Regions from separate parts of the Mus musculus genome. Here region 1 is linked to region 2. The links are chromatin loops, found by intact Hi-C in ENCODE. Cell type or tissue: heart. All regions are shown on one strand.

Region 1 (8,000 bases), 70 kb after region 2:
TTGTCACTAGGGAGTGACTTCTGTCTCAGAGAGTGAAGATCAAAAATACTGAACACACTCGACTGAAATTCTACTATGGCAAGTGCTATGGGAAAAGGCGACTGCAGAGTTTTCCAGAAGCGTCCTTCTGATTCTGCTCAGCATTCCCACAAAGAACTGCTTCCAGGGGTGTGCTACGGTGGCCTGCTTCAGACAGCAGAGAAGGATTTCAGAGCCATGTTTCTGACACATTCCCTAATGGGCCACATGCCAGACCTCAGGGATTAGTCTCCTCCAGCTGCTGCTCAAACCGACTTACATCCAGTATTGTCTCCAAGCTGGCTCTCCAGCTGCTGACCCTGAGCTCTAAGGGAAAGGATGGCAAAGTCAAGGGAGTCAGGCTGCCTTCACCAACTACTGAGATTATTAGAAAGTTTCTCTTAGGTGGTTCATGGTGGTGCCCACCTTCTGTTTTGTTTTGTTTTGTTTTGTTTTTTCGAGGCAGAGTTTCTCTGTGGAGCCCTTGCTGTCCTGGAACTCACTTTGTAGACCAGGCTGGCCTCGAACTCAGAAATCCGCCTGCCTCTGCCTCCCGAGTGCTGGGGTTAAAGGCGTGCGCCACCACTCCCGGTCGGTGTGCCCACTTTTAATCCCAGCACTGAGGAGGTAGACACAGGCAGATCTCTGTGAGTTCCAGGGCAGCCAGGGATACATAAAGACCTTTTATTAAAGATCCAATATATGTATATAAATCTTTTTCAATTTTTAAAAGTTACATGTATATTTGTGTGCCTGGTACATGTACACTACTGCCTTTGGAAGGCAAGAAGATGGCATTGGAGTCTCTTGAGGTGGTGTCCCAGGCAGTGTAAGCTGCCTAATGTGGGTACTGGTAACTGAACCCCAGTTCTCTGCAAGAGCAGTAAGTGCTCTTAACAACTGAGCTGTCTCTCTCCTCCTCTTCCCCAATCCTGTCTTGCATTAGCCCTCTGGAGCCATGAGAAGAGAGCCCAGCTCTTCTTATACCCCAAGACAGAATATATACTGACATTCTGGCTAAACGTGACTACTTCTGTTTTCAAAGACTTCTTTTAAAATATTATGTGTATGAACATGTCTGGGTGTGAGTCTATCCTGAGCGTGGCCACGGAGAAGCACTCTTTATTGCATCGCCCCTTGGAGAGGACTGCGGATCAGTAACTTAGCTGTGTGCTCTTCGCCCATCTACTTAATAAAGTACTCGATTCTGCATCTAAGTCATTAACAAAACACAGCCTCCGTGGCTACCAAGACAGAGCTGTATGTTCACACAGGCTGGCAGCCGAGAGGGAGAGAGCTACCGGACTCCAGAGGTCTTCATCTTTCTCTAGCATTACCTCAGCAGCGAAGTCCTTCTCCAGCTCTAGGTAAACGGTGTAGGTCTTGTTTCCACCCCACTTCTCATCTCTCAGGATCACAAACTCTACAACATAGCAACAAACAAGTCAGGAACTGCCTGTTGTAACTCCTCAACCCAATGCAGAAGTGTGTGTGTGTGGTATTTAATGCCTTTTACTTTTACCAGGTGAGTCACCTCACCAGCCCTGGCGTTTGACTTTTTATTTCTTGGTGCTAGGACTAGCCCTAGGCTGATGCATGTTAAACATGGCCTCTCAGCTGAGTGTTTTTGTTCTCTAATAGATAAGCAGCCACACTGTGTATCCATCAAAAATCATTGCTTAGGAGCTGGGCGTGGTGGCGCACGCCTTTAATCCCAGCACTTGGGAGGCAGAGGCAGGCAGATTTCTGAGTTCGAGGCCAGCCTGGTCTACAAAGTGAGTTCCAGGACAGCCAGGGCTATACAGAGAAACCCTGTCTCGAAAAGCCAAAAAAAAAAAAAAAAAAAAAAAAAAAAAAATCATTGCTTAGAACTCTTTTGTATTCTAGTTTGACACGTCTGCCTCTAGTCTCATTTTGGATTCACCTCTTCAGCCTGACAACCCTCTAAAACTCCACCTGGTAGTGAACACAACTAAGGGACAGCCCAGTCTCACAGCACACATTTTGTATATGAAACCAGGGCAGCCAGTCCCTGCAGGAAGAACCTATGACAATTTTAAGTACAGTCACAGCAGGACCTGGATCTTTGAGCCCCGCCCCTAAGCACCACGTGGGGGGAGACTCTTACCAGACTTGAGGGGAAAGAGGACATGCTTGATGAAGGACAGAACCCCGTTGTTCTCCACATTGCCGGGCTCACAGAAGGCCTTCTTCAGCTTTTTCTTCACGTCCTCCTTCCGATCAAGGAGGTCGATTTTGGACTCCTAGAAGTCAGGAGGGAAGAGACCTCTTGTGGTAGAAAATGAGAACACACTCAACTAATATTAACACACACAGTATATAATTTTTAAAAGTTTACTTTAATGAAGTCTAATCTATCCATTTTTTCCTTGATGGATTATACACCTTTTCTCTTCTTTTGAGCTAGGACTGCACGTAACCCAGATTGATGTCAAACCTGCTACGGATGTTCGTGAACTGATCTTCCCGTCTTTACCTCTCCAGTGTTAGACATGCAGGTAGGTACTGTTAGGCCTGCTTCATGCAGTGCTGAGTTAATCCCAGGGCTTCATGCATGCTGGGTGAGCACACTACCAACTAAACTATGTGTATGTCCTACCTACCCACCCACCCACCCACCCATCCTGAGTGTATGTATGTGTACACATGTATGCAGGGGACTATAGGACCAGAAGATGGTGGCTCCCCTGAAACTGGAATGGCAAGTGGTCTTGAGCCACCTGTTGTCGGTGCTGGGAACTGAACCTGGGTCCTCTACAAGAATGTGTGCTCCTAACCACTGAACTATCTCTTTAGTTTCATATAAATTCTTAAAATGGTGTTTATTTGTTTGTTTGTTTGAGACAGGGTTTCTCTGTGCAGCCCTGGCTGTCCTGGAACTCACTCTGTAGACCAGGCTGGCCTAAACTCAGAGATCTGCTCTACCCCCCAAGTGTGTAGTGTGTGCTACCACTGCTCAGCAAAACAAAATTTATTTATTTATTTTTCCCCAGAGTTGAGGACCGAACCCAGGGCCTTGCGCTTGCTAGGTAAGCGCTCTACCACTGAGCTAAATCCCGAACACAAAATTTTTAAATAAAGATTTTAGTTATGTGAGGTGGCACAACACTCATTAACAGTTTGAAGCCAGGACTGGTGAGATGGCTAAGCAGGTAAAGGTGCCACCAAGGCTGACTTATAGTGTCCATATCCCTGCCCCAGTCTCCAGAGTGCTGAGAGTACAGTATCACCAAGCCCAGCACAGTAGGGCCGAACTTTATCACAGCCCCAGGAAGAAAGAAATGCGCTCGTTCTGGTCAGCAGCAGCACCGGTGACAAGATGGCTGCTGCCTGGCTGCTGATGTGCTGAGTGACATAAGGTCATCCTTACAGCACAGCCATTTGGACTCTCCAGCTGGCTAGGTTACTGTTCTTTGCAGTCTTCAATCCATCTTTTGCTGGCGTCTTCTAGATTCAAGAAACAGTTGTGTGTGTGGAGGGGCCAGCAAGATGGCTCAGTGGGTCCAAGTGCCTGATGCCTTGAGTTCAATCCCTGGTCCCCTCATGGCAGAGAACCAGCTTCCCTAAGTAGTCCTTTGACCTAGACACATGGGCCACCGCAGGTGTGGATCCACACATACACACAGGTCAATGTCTGAGGATGCAGCTGTGGATGTATGCTTGCCTCACACGGGAGAGGCCTCCAGTTCAATGCCCAAGACCAAATGAATGGGAAGGGAGCAGCACCATCTTTGGCCTGGTGAAGTGCCTCACTGGGAAAAGAACTTATAGATGCAGGCACACAGGCATGCACGCATACACACATACAGACACACACAAAATAAATAAATGAAAAGTGTAAAGAAATGGTTAGCAATTTACCTCTTCTGACGAGCTCATTTTGCTCCCAGTTAACCCAGGGACCATGGGATTCATCAGGTGGACCCGTTTTGAGTAGCCAAGTGCAGGAAGATACTAGAATGAAAAACACAATAAAAAATAAAGCACTAAATATAAGCTAGCCAGGGGTGAGACGCTGTCTCAAAGATAAAGCTAAAGGGCTGGAAACATAGCTCAGCTGGCAGGCGCTTGCCTAGCATGTTCAAAGTGCTGGGCTTGACCCCTAGGACCTCATACCTGGGCACGGGGTCTGTAACCCCAGTTTTTGGGAGGTAGAAGCAATTAGATGCTCAAGGGCATCCTTGGTTACACAGCAAATTAGAGGCTAACCTAGGCTACAAGAAGTCCTGTGTCAGAAAAGCCAACCTGCTATGCCAGGTATGGTGACATCTGCCTTTAATCCCAGCACTGGGAAGGTGTAGGCAGAGGCAGGAGAATCTATAATTATAAGGCAAACTGAACTTGATAGGAAGTTCTAGCCATCTACGGTTATATAGTAGCAACCCACTTTAACTCTTTTTCCCCCCAAAAAACCTAAATGGTGTCACCCTACCCAAGAGACACTGTACACACTTCATTAAATAAATCTGAAAACTATTTCAATATAGTGTGTGTGCATGTGCATGCATGCGCATGCTTATATGAGGGTGCACGTGCCCGGGTGAGTACGAGGCCAGGGACTGACATTGGATGTCGTTTTTCAATTGCTTTCCCACTGTATTTGTTTTGAGACAGTGTTTCGCCCTGACCTGGAGCTCCATGTTTTGACTGCACTGGCTGGCTAGTGAGCCCCAGCATCCGTGGGTCTTTGCCTCTGCTAGACTGTCACTGTGGGCACACGCCTCAGAGCAGGCGTTTAAGTGATAGGTGGTGATTCAGACTCACTGTCCCCTGATTGCAAAGCAAGCACTTTACCCACTGAAGCCTCCTCAGCCCTCAGGACGCCCCTGTCTCTACCACTGGATATGCTTATCTCTAAATATTTGCCTTATAACGCAGTGAGCACTCGCTCGCGTGGCTCAAGCTTTATTTACTTGTTCTTGCTCTCTTAGGTCATGTTTACCGGAGCAGATTTAGGTCCAAGGACAGGAACATCTGAGAGTTGTGAAAGCATCCTAGGAATTTATATTTCTGCTTGAGTTGTTTTCTTTACACCTTGCCCAAGTCAGGTTTCAAGAAGCTTTGAAAAATTACCAACTACAGAGGCTGGAGAGATGGCTCAGTGGTTAACACCACTGGTTGCTCTTCTAGAAGACCTAGGTTCAGATGCTCAGAAGCCCCCGTGACTTCAGGCCCAAGAGACCTGACACCGTCTTCTGGTACATAGACATATATGCAAATGAAATACCCATAATCATTAAGAATAAGAAAAAAAAAGATCTGAAACCCAAAACCACACCAACAGCCTTCTCAATGTACTCAAGCTCTTTCCAGGCAAAGAACTAGGTGCTTGTGCCGACTTCCTCCGAAACCCTGGTGAGCTTCATTTCCCGGACCAGCAGATTCTACAAAACTCAGGGCAGTGCAAATCAAAAGCTGGAGGAGAGAATAGTCCTCCTGACTGGTAGCAACAGGATGGAACCGAATCCAGCAGCGCAGCTTCCTGCGGGTCGGTACCAAGAGTGTGTGGGCTGCTGAGGCAGACAGAGTGGGCTCAGCCACACCTGGTTAGCATGGACATTGTTTTCTCATCTGCAGAGCAAGGACAGCCACCATCCAGCGCACTGAGGACCAGTGTGACCATACTATAGTTGAGTCAATGTCAGCTGTACACCTCAGAGGTGTGAATGAGGAGTGGACACTCACCTTCTCTGCAAAGGTAAAAATCTTCCTCTGATCAACACCGCCGAACTGGGCGTCTACTTTTAAGTACTCTTCATCCAAAGCCTGTGGGAAGAAACACAGGGTGTGAACACCTATGGTCTTGGTCCCCCATGGGTCTGAGCCACAAAATTTTGAATCACATGAGTTCTCATAGGGTGGAGCCAGGAGAGAAACAAGCAACACAGAGCCTCCCTGGTGGCTCAGAAACAGCTGTGGAGTTCATGTGCGATCATTACTGCACATGGAGTAGGCTCTGCTTTCAGGATGCTCAGAGTCTAATTCAGTGCGGGAGGAAGTGATGTCGAAGGTCTCCCACTGAATAAGGCATGTCACATTGAAGATGCCATGGAGCAGTGACTCCTGCCAGCCTGCCAGCCAGCCAGTCACTATGAGTACTTGGGAGGTAGAAGCAGGAGGTTTTACTGAGGTCATGAGTTCAAGACCAACCTGGACAACACAATAAGACACTCTAGGGAAAAAAAGGCCCTCAAAGTTGGGTGTGTGTGTAGTAAGCACATATGCTTACCTTGCATAAGGTCCCGGGTTCAGTCATGGACACCAAACCCCCAATAAAAATGCTTATGACTACTTAGCTAAGAGTTTGTAAAGCAGGTTCTTTACCCAGGAGGCCCAGAGCTCTTCTGCAATGTACAAGAACTGATTCTCTCTTTTCACTACGTGGGTCTTAGGAGATGGAAGTCAGGGCAGCAGGCTAGGTGGCAAGTGCCTTAACTGTCCAAGCCATCTTGCTGGCTGAGATTCAGGTCTTTTCTATTGCTTTGTTTTTTTTTTTTTTTTTTTTGGTTTTATGAGACAGGGTTTCTCTGTGTATCCCTGGCTGTCCTGGAACTCACTCTGTAGACCAGGCTGGCCTCGAACTCAGAAATCCACCTGCCTCTGCCTCCCAAGTGCTAGGATTAAAGGCGTACGCCACCACGCCCGGCTTATTGCTTTGTTTTTTAATAGTTTCCTTGATACTTTGGAGGCATGGGGAGGGCAATACTGAACTGCACATAGCGCTCATGCCTATAATTCCAGCAATTGAGAGGCTGGAACAGAGACTGCTATGAGGTTTAGAGCAATCTATTGCTATACAGTGAGCTGCAGACCAATTGCCCCCATTTCCCCAATACCAAAACCGAAATAAAACAAAACCCCAAAAACCAAACCAGTAAACTAGGAGCACTAACTGAACACTTGCCAGGCCTGGTGCCAGCCCTGTGGATTCAGGGATGAATCAGACCCGCTTCCTCCCTGCAAGCTCAATTATCTACTTGGGGAGAGACACGCAAACAGATCATTTCAGCCCAGCATTTAAGGGCTGACTACATGCTCATGTTAGGAACCGGGCCAATACCCGTAGTCTAGTCAGCTGGGTGTGGGAAAGTCTTCCTAGAACCAGACTGTGGGTTGGACTTGAGGTTTTCGACTACAAACAGGAGACAGAGTGAGAAGGCAGAGAGTGTGAAGTGTTTAGGAAACGTAAGTGACTCAGTCAGGAGAAGCCGACTTCCAGCGACGTGGTGCTGCTGAGTGGAGAGGTTAGGCAAGGAGGCGAGGGCCAGGTCTGATGGTTGTGACTGACTGCAGCCTCAGTCCTGCCAAGGCAGAAGCAGGCAGATTCCCATGAGTTCAAGGCCAGCCTACTCTACTTAGTGGGTTCTAATCCAGAGAGAGCTACAAAGACTGTCTCAAAAATTAAAGTAGCTGGAGGAGGTGGTATACACCTTTAATTCTAGCACCGAGGGCAGAGGTAGGAATTCAAAGCCAGCCCCCTTCACATAATGAGTTCTAGTCCAGTCAAGGCCATAAAGTGAGAACTTGTCCAAAATAAATAAATAAATAATAAAAAGAAAAAAAGTTGGGCCAGGCAGTGGTGGCGCATGCCTTTAATCCCAGCACTTGGGAGGCAGAAGCAGGTGGATTTCTGAGTTCGAGGCCAGCCTGGTCTACAGAGTGAGATCCAGGACAGCCAGGGCTACACAGAGAAACCCTGTCTCAATAAAACCAAAAAAAAAAAAAAAAAAGAAAAGTTGGTAAGACCATGAGTGTCATATTAGTACTGCCTGAATGCCTTAGTTAGTACTACCTTACCACTGGACAGTTTTAAGGAAACATGTGACCAGCACTGAAGAAAGATACCAGTTACAGACAGAGCAGGGCACGGACTGGAGGCCTGTGTAGGCTAGAGACAGAGAGGCTTACAACAGCACTAACAGGCTGTTGTAAGAGTCTAGGTGAAAACACCCATGACCCAA
Region 2 (8,000 bases):
GATTTAGCTCAGTAGTAGAGCAGTTGCCTAGAAAAACAAGCAAATAGAAAAAAAAAAAAAACTAGAGAGAGGGACAGAAGAGAAGAAAGGAAAGGAGAAGAGATGGAGAGATGGCTCAGCAGCTAGGAGCGCCTGCTGCTCTTACAGGGCAGAGTTTAGTTCTTTCGTCTTCTTCTTTTTTTTTTAAAAGATTTTTATTTATTTATTTCAGATAGATAGATAAATAGATAGATAGATAGATAGATAGATAGATAGATAGATAGATAGATAGATAGATAGATAGTGAGTACACTTTAGGTGTCTTCGGACACCCCAGAAGAGGGCATCAGATCTCATTACAGATGTTTGTGAGCCACCATGTGGTTGCTGGGAATTGAACTCAGGTCCTCTGGAAGAGCAGTTGGTGCTCTTAACCACTGAGCCATCTCTCCAGCCCCAGAGTTCAGTTCTTAACGTAGCTCAAATATTTCACAACCACCTGTCGCTCGACCTGCAGGGATTCTGACATTCTTTTTTGACCCTCCATGGGCACCCACATGTGGCATACTTTGACTTGCTTGCTTGTTTGTTTCAAGATAGGGTTTCTCTGTGTAACCCTGGCTGTCTTAGAACCCACTCTGTAGACCAGGCTGGCCTGGAACTCACAGAGCTCCACCTGCCTCTGCCTTCCGGGTGCTGGGATTAAGGGTGTGTGCCACCTCCCAGCACACAGGTGGCATATGACCACACAGACGTATATATTATGATAGTTTGAATGAGAATGGCCCCTGTAGACTCATATTCGAATGCTTGATCCCAGGTGGTGGAACTATTTGGGAAGGATTAGGGGTGTGTCAGTGGAGGTGGGCTTTGAGGCAACATCAGGAAACGCCAAAGCCCTCACCGTTCCCAGTCATTTTCCTCTGCCTTGTGGTTGTTGTCTCAGCATAAGTTCTCCGTTACTGTTCCATGGTTATAGATAGTTATAGACTAGCCCTCTGGAACTGTAACCAAACTTTATTTATTTATTTATTTATTTATTTATTTATGTAAGTCACCTTGGTCATGATGTCTCAATAGAACAGTATCTAAGACCTATATATACACATAAATAAAGATAAAGAAAAAGGAAGAGAGACATGAGCATTCTTACTCAGTCTTGGTTGTGGAAGATGGGGGACATGAGACTATGGTTGTCACAGAGGTGACCTAGGAAGTGGGGAGCACTCGGGAGCAGCATGGGAGACATTAATAACTGTGCCCCCCCCAAGCTGTAGAGCCTGCCCTAAATAATTATGGGAGCAATGTTCCCTAGGCCCTGGCTCTCTGAGAGTAAAATGCACCCTCCAACGCCCTCTTTACAGGACTGTTGTGACTGGATGAGAGGCTCTGTCATGAGTTGGTGGTGTGAAGTTGCTCTGAAAACCCTGTCACCTAACCCAAGGGGAAGCCATTCTGCTCAGCTTTCCTGTAGTGACACTGTCCTGAAACTGTCCCAAGGAGGAAGAAAATAAATGGGTCTGAGGTGCCCTCCAGGACTCTCAGGGTCACTGTGTCTTGAAGCAGGATATGAATCCAGGCTTGGAAAGCGAGAGGCTAGGTGGAGCCTGACTCTGTGCTGCATTCACTGGGTGCTCGTGGGAAGCTACCTCACTCACTGGCTCTGGTCTCCACAGAACTGGGCAACCCAACTCATAGCAAAGGTTTATTGTGAGAATGAACTCAAAAAGAGTTTCATCATGGGCCCAAGAATTTTAGCCATCATTGTCTATTTAGAAACTTTGAGCCAGGAAGTGGTGGCACATGCTTTTAATCTCAGCACTTGAGGCAGAGAGGCAGAGAGGCAGAGGAGGCAGGTGGATTTCTGAGTTCGAGGATAGCCTGGTCTACAGAGTGAATTCCAGGACAGCCAGGGTTACACAGAGAAACCCTGTCTTGAAAAAAAAAAAAAAAAAAAAAAAAAAAAAGAGCATGGACTGTTCTTCCAGAGATCCTGAGTTTAATTCCCAGCAACTACATGGTGGCTCACAACCATCTGTAATGAGATCTGATGCCCTCTTCTGGTGTGTCTGAAGACAAGGACAGTGAACTCACATACATGAAATAATTAAATAAATCTTTTTTAAAAAAAAATCTTTGAAAACTTCGAAGCCCTCAGTAATAGCACATGGTAATAGCACATGCCTTTAATCCTCGCACTCAGGAGGAGCAGGCAGATCTCTATGAGTTTGAGTCCAGCCTGGTCTACAAAGCAAGTTCTAGGACAGCTGAGGCTACATAGAGAAACCCTGTTTCTTTTTTTTTTTTTGTTAAAGATTTATTTATTATTATATGTAAGTACACTGTAGCTGTGTACATGTGTTTATTATTATTATTATTATATGTAAATACACTGTAGCTATCTTCAGACACTCCAGAAGAGGGAGTCAGATCTCATTACAGATGGTTGTGAGCCACCATGTGGTTGCTGGGATTTGAACTTCGGATCTTTGGAAGAGCAGTCGGGTGCTCTTACCCACTGAGCCATTTCAGCAGCCCTGTAGTGTGTGTTTTTAACTGCTGAGCCATCACTCCAGCCCCTATATAGATACTTTTAAATCTTTCTTTCTTTTTTTTCTTTCAAGCTGAAAATGGAACCCAGTCTTCTTAGATGCTAAGCACATTCTCTAATTTTTCTTTTTTAAAAACATATTTTTGGGGCTGGTGAGATGGCTCAGGTGGTTAATAGCACTTATTGCTCTTCCACAGATTCTGAGTTCAATTCCCAGCATCCACATGGTGGCTCACCATCTGATGCCCTCTTCTGGTTTATCTGAAGACAGTGACAATATACTCACATAAAATAAACAAATCTTTCAAGCAAACAAACAAACAAAACCCATATTTTTATAGCTGGACAGTGTCGGTGCCTGCCTTTAATAATCCCTGTACTCTAGAGGCAGGAGCAGGCATATCTCTGTGAGTTCAAAGCCAGCCTGGTCTACAGAGGGAAGTCCAGCATAGCCAGGGTTACACAGAGGATCCCTGTGTAGATAGATAGATAGATAGATAGATAGATAGATAGATAGATAGATAGATGATAGATAGATAGATGATAGATAGTTAGATAGATACTTTAAAATGTTTCTAGTCCTATTAAGTAACTCATGCTGTCCTTGAACTTGAGATCCCCTGCTTCAGTCGTCTAAGTGCAGGCATTACAGGTACCAAGAACAGTACTTATATTAGTTCATAGTTGCATCCCTAGCCTGCAGCTTTTCAATAAAACAGTGGTTGGAGCTGGAGGAGTAAGTCTGTGCACAGCCTTTGCCTAACAGGCAGAGCGCTTACCCAGCATGTGTGGGTTCAAGCCCCAGCAGTGCACAGCATGCAGATAAACAATTAAGCAATACTCCATGCCGGATGCAAAGTAGACACTTTACCTGCATCATTACAGCGAATCCTCAGAACTCTCCTGACCGGTGAAGCCTGCCGAAGTCCCTTTGTCCATAAGAAAATAAGTTTGGAGGCTGGAGAGATGGCTCAATGGTTAAGAGCACTGCTTGCTTGCTCTTCCAGAGGTCCCAGGTTCAATTCCCAGCACCCACATGGTAGCTCACCACTGCAACTCCAGTTCCAGGGAACCTGACACCCTCACACAGATATACATGCAGATGAAACACCAATGCGCATAAAATAAAAACAAATTAATTATTAGAAAAAGAAAACACAGCCGGGTGTGGTGGCGCACGCCTTTAATCCCAGCACTCGGGAGGCAGAGGCAGGCAGATTTCTGAGTTCGAGGCCAGCCTGGTCTACAAAGTGAGTTCCAGGACAGCCAGGGCTCTACAGAGAAACCCTGTCTCGAAAAACCAAAAAAAAACAAACAAAAAAAAAAAAAAAAAGAAAGAAAGAAAAAAAAGAAAAGAAAAAAAGAAAAGAAAAACACTCGAAAAATAAACCAAAACCAAAAACAACAACAACAAAAGAAAACAAAAAAGAGTCACACTTGCAGGATTGATAGCACCTAGCATCCGATACCTCCTCCCCCACCCCTGTCTTCTACTTAGGTGTCATTATCCTGGACCCCGGGAGGCTTATGGTCAGGGTGGCGGGAACCACAGACTCGACTCTCTCAAGCATACTCCCCAGGAACTGTATCATGGCCACAGGCAGATTTCTGTACAGATTACAGACAACTCTCTTGAGCTGGGTGGTGGTGGCGTAAGCCTTTGATCCCAGCACTTGGGAGGCAGAGGCAGGCAGATTTCTGAGTTCGAGGCCACCTGGTCTACAGTGTGAGTTCCAGGACAGCCAGGGCGATACAGAGAAACCTGTCTCGAAAAAAAAACAAAAACAAAAACAAACAAACAAAGCAACCAACCAGACAACTCTCTTGATAGATCACTTAATCTCCCTCGAGGTCAGGTTTTGCTTCCTTTTTTCTTTCTTTTTTGTCCTTGGAACTCACTTTGTAGACCAGGCTGGCCTCGAACTCAGAAATCTGCCTGCCTCTGCCTCCTGAGTGCTGAGATTAAAGGCGTGTGCCACCATTCCTGGCTCAGGTTTTGCTTCTATGTTAGATGTGTATGTTAAATGGAAAAACAGCTGGGTGGTGCACGGCTTTAGCCTCAGTGCCTGAGAGGTAGAGGCAGGCAGATCTCTGTGAGTTGAAGGCCTGGTCTACAGAGAGAGTTCCAGGACAGCCAAGGCTACACAGAGAAACCCTGTCTCAAAAAAACCAAACCAAACAATCAAAATCTCAGAAATAAAGGGGGAGAGGGGATACTGACCTCTTTTCGTAGTTTACAAGAGACGATGTTATTCCCTGCCTTTCCTTTGTCCTCCTTGCTCCCACTGTTGTGTACCATGATTCAGCTGATTGTCTAACAAGGCACCAGGTGAGTGAGCGAGTCACCCGCGGCGTCCACAGATTAACTCGCCTGCGATGTCTAGCGCAGCCTACAGGGGACGCCACACAGACCTCACCTTTCCCACTCAGGCGCCTGCCACAGCAGGACGTGTGTTTCCTTTAGTGACCGCGCGGGGGCGCACCGGACTTGTCTTTTCTGAACCGACTGTGCAAATAGCCTGGAGGGAGGAGCCTGGTCATCAAAGCAGTAATTAGTAATAAAGAGGCCTGGGATATCACTCAGTGGGCAGAGTGCTTATCTAACATGCAAGAGGCTGTATAGTGTGCGTCCAATTCCAGCATTCGGTTGAGGCAGGAAGATGACTTGTTCGAGGTCATCCTTAGTTCCATAGCTGAGCTAGATAGAAGCCAGCTTGGGTTACATAGGACGTTGTGTTAACACACACACACACACACACACACACACACACACACACACACACACACACATACACACGAATGATTAGAAATTAATGAGGGCTATGTAGCTCTGTATACATGAGATCCTATGTCCAATCCCCAGTACCACAATAAATAAATAAGTAAACACACAATAGCAATAGCTCCACCCGTTTGAAAGGAACACTGGAAAGCCATGGGTGTGGACGCCAGGGAAAGAGCCAGGCATTAGACTCAGGAGACTGGAGTATAAAGCCAGCCTCCTCACCCTCCTGTGTCTCTGGACTCTTGGGACTGTATTTCCTGGGCTTTAACATGGAGAATGCAATCCTATAGCTTAGGAGGGATACAGGGATCCCTAGAGAACAGCCCGGCAGTCTTTGCGGTTCTTACCTGGACCCCGAGTGGAAAGCTGAAGTTAAATCTCGTTTCCTGGTGAGGGTGACAGGGACCTTCTCTCAGACTCTGTGGGACTCCCACCCAGCTGCTTAGTTCTAAAACAGACATCGGCAGGCCACCATAGGCAGACCCCCAACTCAGCAGTTTCTTCTGTCCTTCTTGGAGTGTCCCTTCTGACAGTCCCGTAGGCTGCTCTAGACGCCGCGGCGGTGCCTCTGTTCCCAGTGCACATATGATCTGTACGTTTCTTCGTCCCTCTTCCACTCCCACATTCTCCTCACTTGAAGCTCTGCCTCCTGCTGGAGTCCATCCACTTCCTCTAGATTTTTGTTGTAAAAAAAAACAAAAAACAAAACAAAAAAATATGGTTTTTTGAGACAGTCTTTCACTATGCAGCTCTGGCTATCCTAGAACTCACTATTCAAACCAGGCTGGCCTCAAACTCACAGAGATCAGACTGCCTCTGCCTCCTGAGTACTAGGATTAAAGGTGTGTGCCATTACAGCTGGCTTTGTTTTTGTAGTTTTTTTATTTTGTGAGACAAAGTCTCACTGTGTACCCCTGGCTAGCCTGGAACTCTGTGTAGACCAGGCTGCCCTCAGATTCACCAAGGTCATCCTGCCTATGCCTCCCAAGTGTCTGTATTAGTCATGAGCCTCCTAAATTTTTTTTTAAGATTTTTTTTTTTTTTTTTTTTTTGGTTTTTCGAGACAGGGTTTCTCTGTGTAGCCCTGGCTATTCTGGAACTCACTTTGTAGACCAGGCTGGCCTCAAACTCAGAAATCCTCCTGCCTCTGCCTCCCAAGTGCTGGGATTAAAGGCATGTGCCACCATGCCTGGCCAATTTATTTATTATATGTAAGTACACTGTAGCTGTCTTCAGACACCCCGGAAGAAGGCATCAGATCTCATTATGAGTGGTTGTGAGCCACCATGTAGTTGCTGGGATTTGAACTCAGGACCTTCAGAAGAGCAGTCAACCACTGAGCCATCTCTCCAGCCTGAGCCTCCTAAATTTATTCATGTGCTCTGGTGGGAGCTGATTTTCTCCTGTTGTGTTGGATCTGGGGCTCGAACTCAGATCGTCAGTCTTGGCAGAAATACCTTTATTCATCAACCCTATGTGTTTTGTTTGTTTTCTTACTTTTGAAAAAATTTTAAATTATTTTGTATGTATGAGTGCCTTTGCCTGCATATGTGTGTGTGTGTGTATGTATGTATGTATGTATGTATTTATTTTGGTTTTTCAAGACAGGGTTTCTCTGTGTAGCCCTGGCTGTCCTGGAACTCACTGTGTAGACCAGGCTGGCTTTGAACTCAAAAATCGGCCTGCCTCTGCCTCCCAAGTGCTGGGATTAAAGGCGTGAGCCACCATGCCCAGCGTGTATGTATTTATATATGAGTATGTAAGCATGTATACCTGCATATCTATCGCCCTCAGAGTCTGTAGAATCCCTTGGGTCTAGAGTTATAAGTGATTGTGAGACAGCATGTGGGTGCTAGGAATGAAATCCTGGTTCTTTGGGACAGCAATCAGTGCTCTTAACCACCCGAACCGCCAGTCCAGCCCCTCCACAGTGTCTCTCTCAGAGACAAATTGGGTCTCATTATGTCGGCCAGAATGGCCCTGAACTCCTCATCCCCCTGTTGTAGCTCTCGAGTGCTGGGATTACGAGCTCACTCCACCATGACTTGACTGACTCCAGGTTTCTTGCTGAATATAAACTCCCTCTGATTACACAGTCATGGCCTTGAGGGCATGTGTGTCTTCTATTAAAGGCTTCAAGGCATCCTCCTAGGTTACTCCAGTGCCTGGAGCAGTCCACGCACGTCCCAGGAATGAGCATTTTTGCCTGCAACTGCTGCGATGTATGCCTTTGAAGCTTGGGTGCTGGTGATGTGGGCCGTGTGCACCCTGCCTCGCCATGTGAGATGGTTGCGTAGCCGGCACATTCACGCCATGCCTTTTAACTTGCTGACCCCTGAAACTCTATTTCGTTCCTTTAAATATTACTTGTTTTTTATTTGTGTGTATGGGTGTGTGTGTGTATTTGTGCGCGGGGGGGGGGGGGGGGCACGAGTAAGCGCCTGTGAAGACAGGAAGAGGATGTTGGATCCCTTGAAGCTGGAGTTACAGGTGTTTGTGAGCCTCTTGATTGATACGGGGGCTGGAAATGGAACTCAGGTCCCTGAGAAAGGAGATTGTGTCTCCAGCTGGTAACCCCAAGAGAGGGTGAATCTCCCCAGCAGATCTTGTATCCCAAAGCAACTATTATGTGGTAGTTTAGGGGCCTTGGGACTGAGTGTACCTCCCTATAGCACAAAAACTCTT

What was found. Hi-C counts contacts between places; a loop is a spot of excess contacts. Peaks named below come from ENCODE experiments on the same cell type or tissue, not always from the same donor. Only the 100,000 strongest peaks of a DNase experiment are listed, where the experiment ranks them.
Region 1: a loop joins it to region 2, with 7 times the contacts of the local background. A loop is called at or near these places in 34 of 42 quality-filtered maps.

Annotation. Positions count from the first base shown.
Region 1 is chr4:129,203,934-129,211,933 of GRCm38, reverse strand. Yars (tyrosyl-tRNA synthetase) reads right to left here. Exons shown (of 13, transcript NM_134151.5): 5 at 5,725-5,805; 6 at 3,901-3,993; 7 at 2,147-2,282; 8 at 1,356-1,441. Among named protein-coding and RNA genes, the nearest start is that of Yars, 18 kb to the right of the region's middle. In heart, a CTCF peak has its summit at 2,314; a DNase peak (open chromatin) is centred at 246.
Region 2 is chr4:129,273,642-129,281,641 of GRCm38, reverse strand. It overlaps Gm12976 (a long non-coding RNA gene), which reads right to left. Exons shown (of 3, transcript XR_868184.3): 2 at 4,752-5,987. Among named protein-coding and RNA genes, the nearest start is that of Sync, 10 kb to the left of the region's middle. In heart, no CTCF peak of the experiment used is centred here; a DNase peak (open chromatin) is centred at 4,991; H3K27me3 peaks cover 1,308 bases.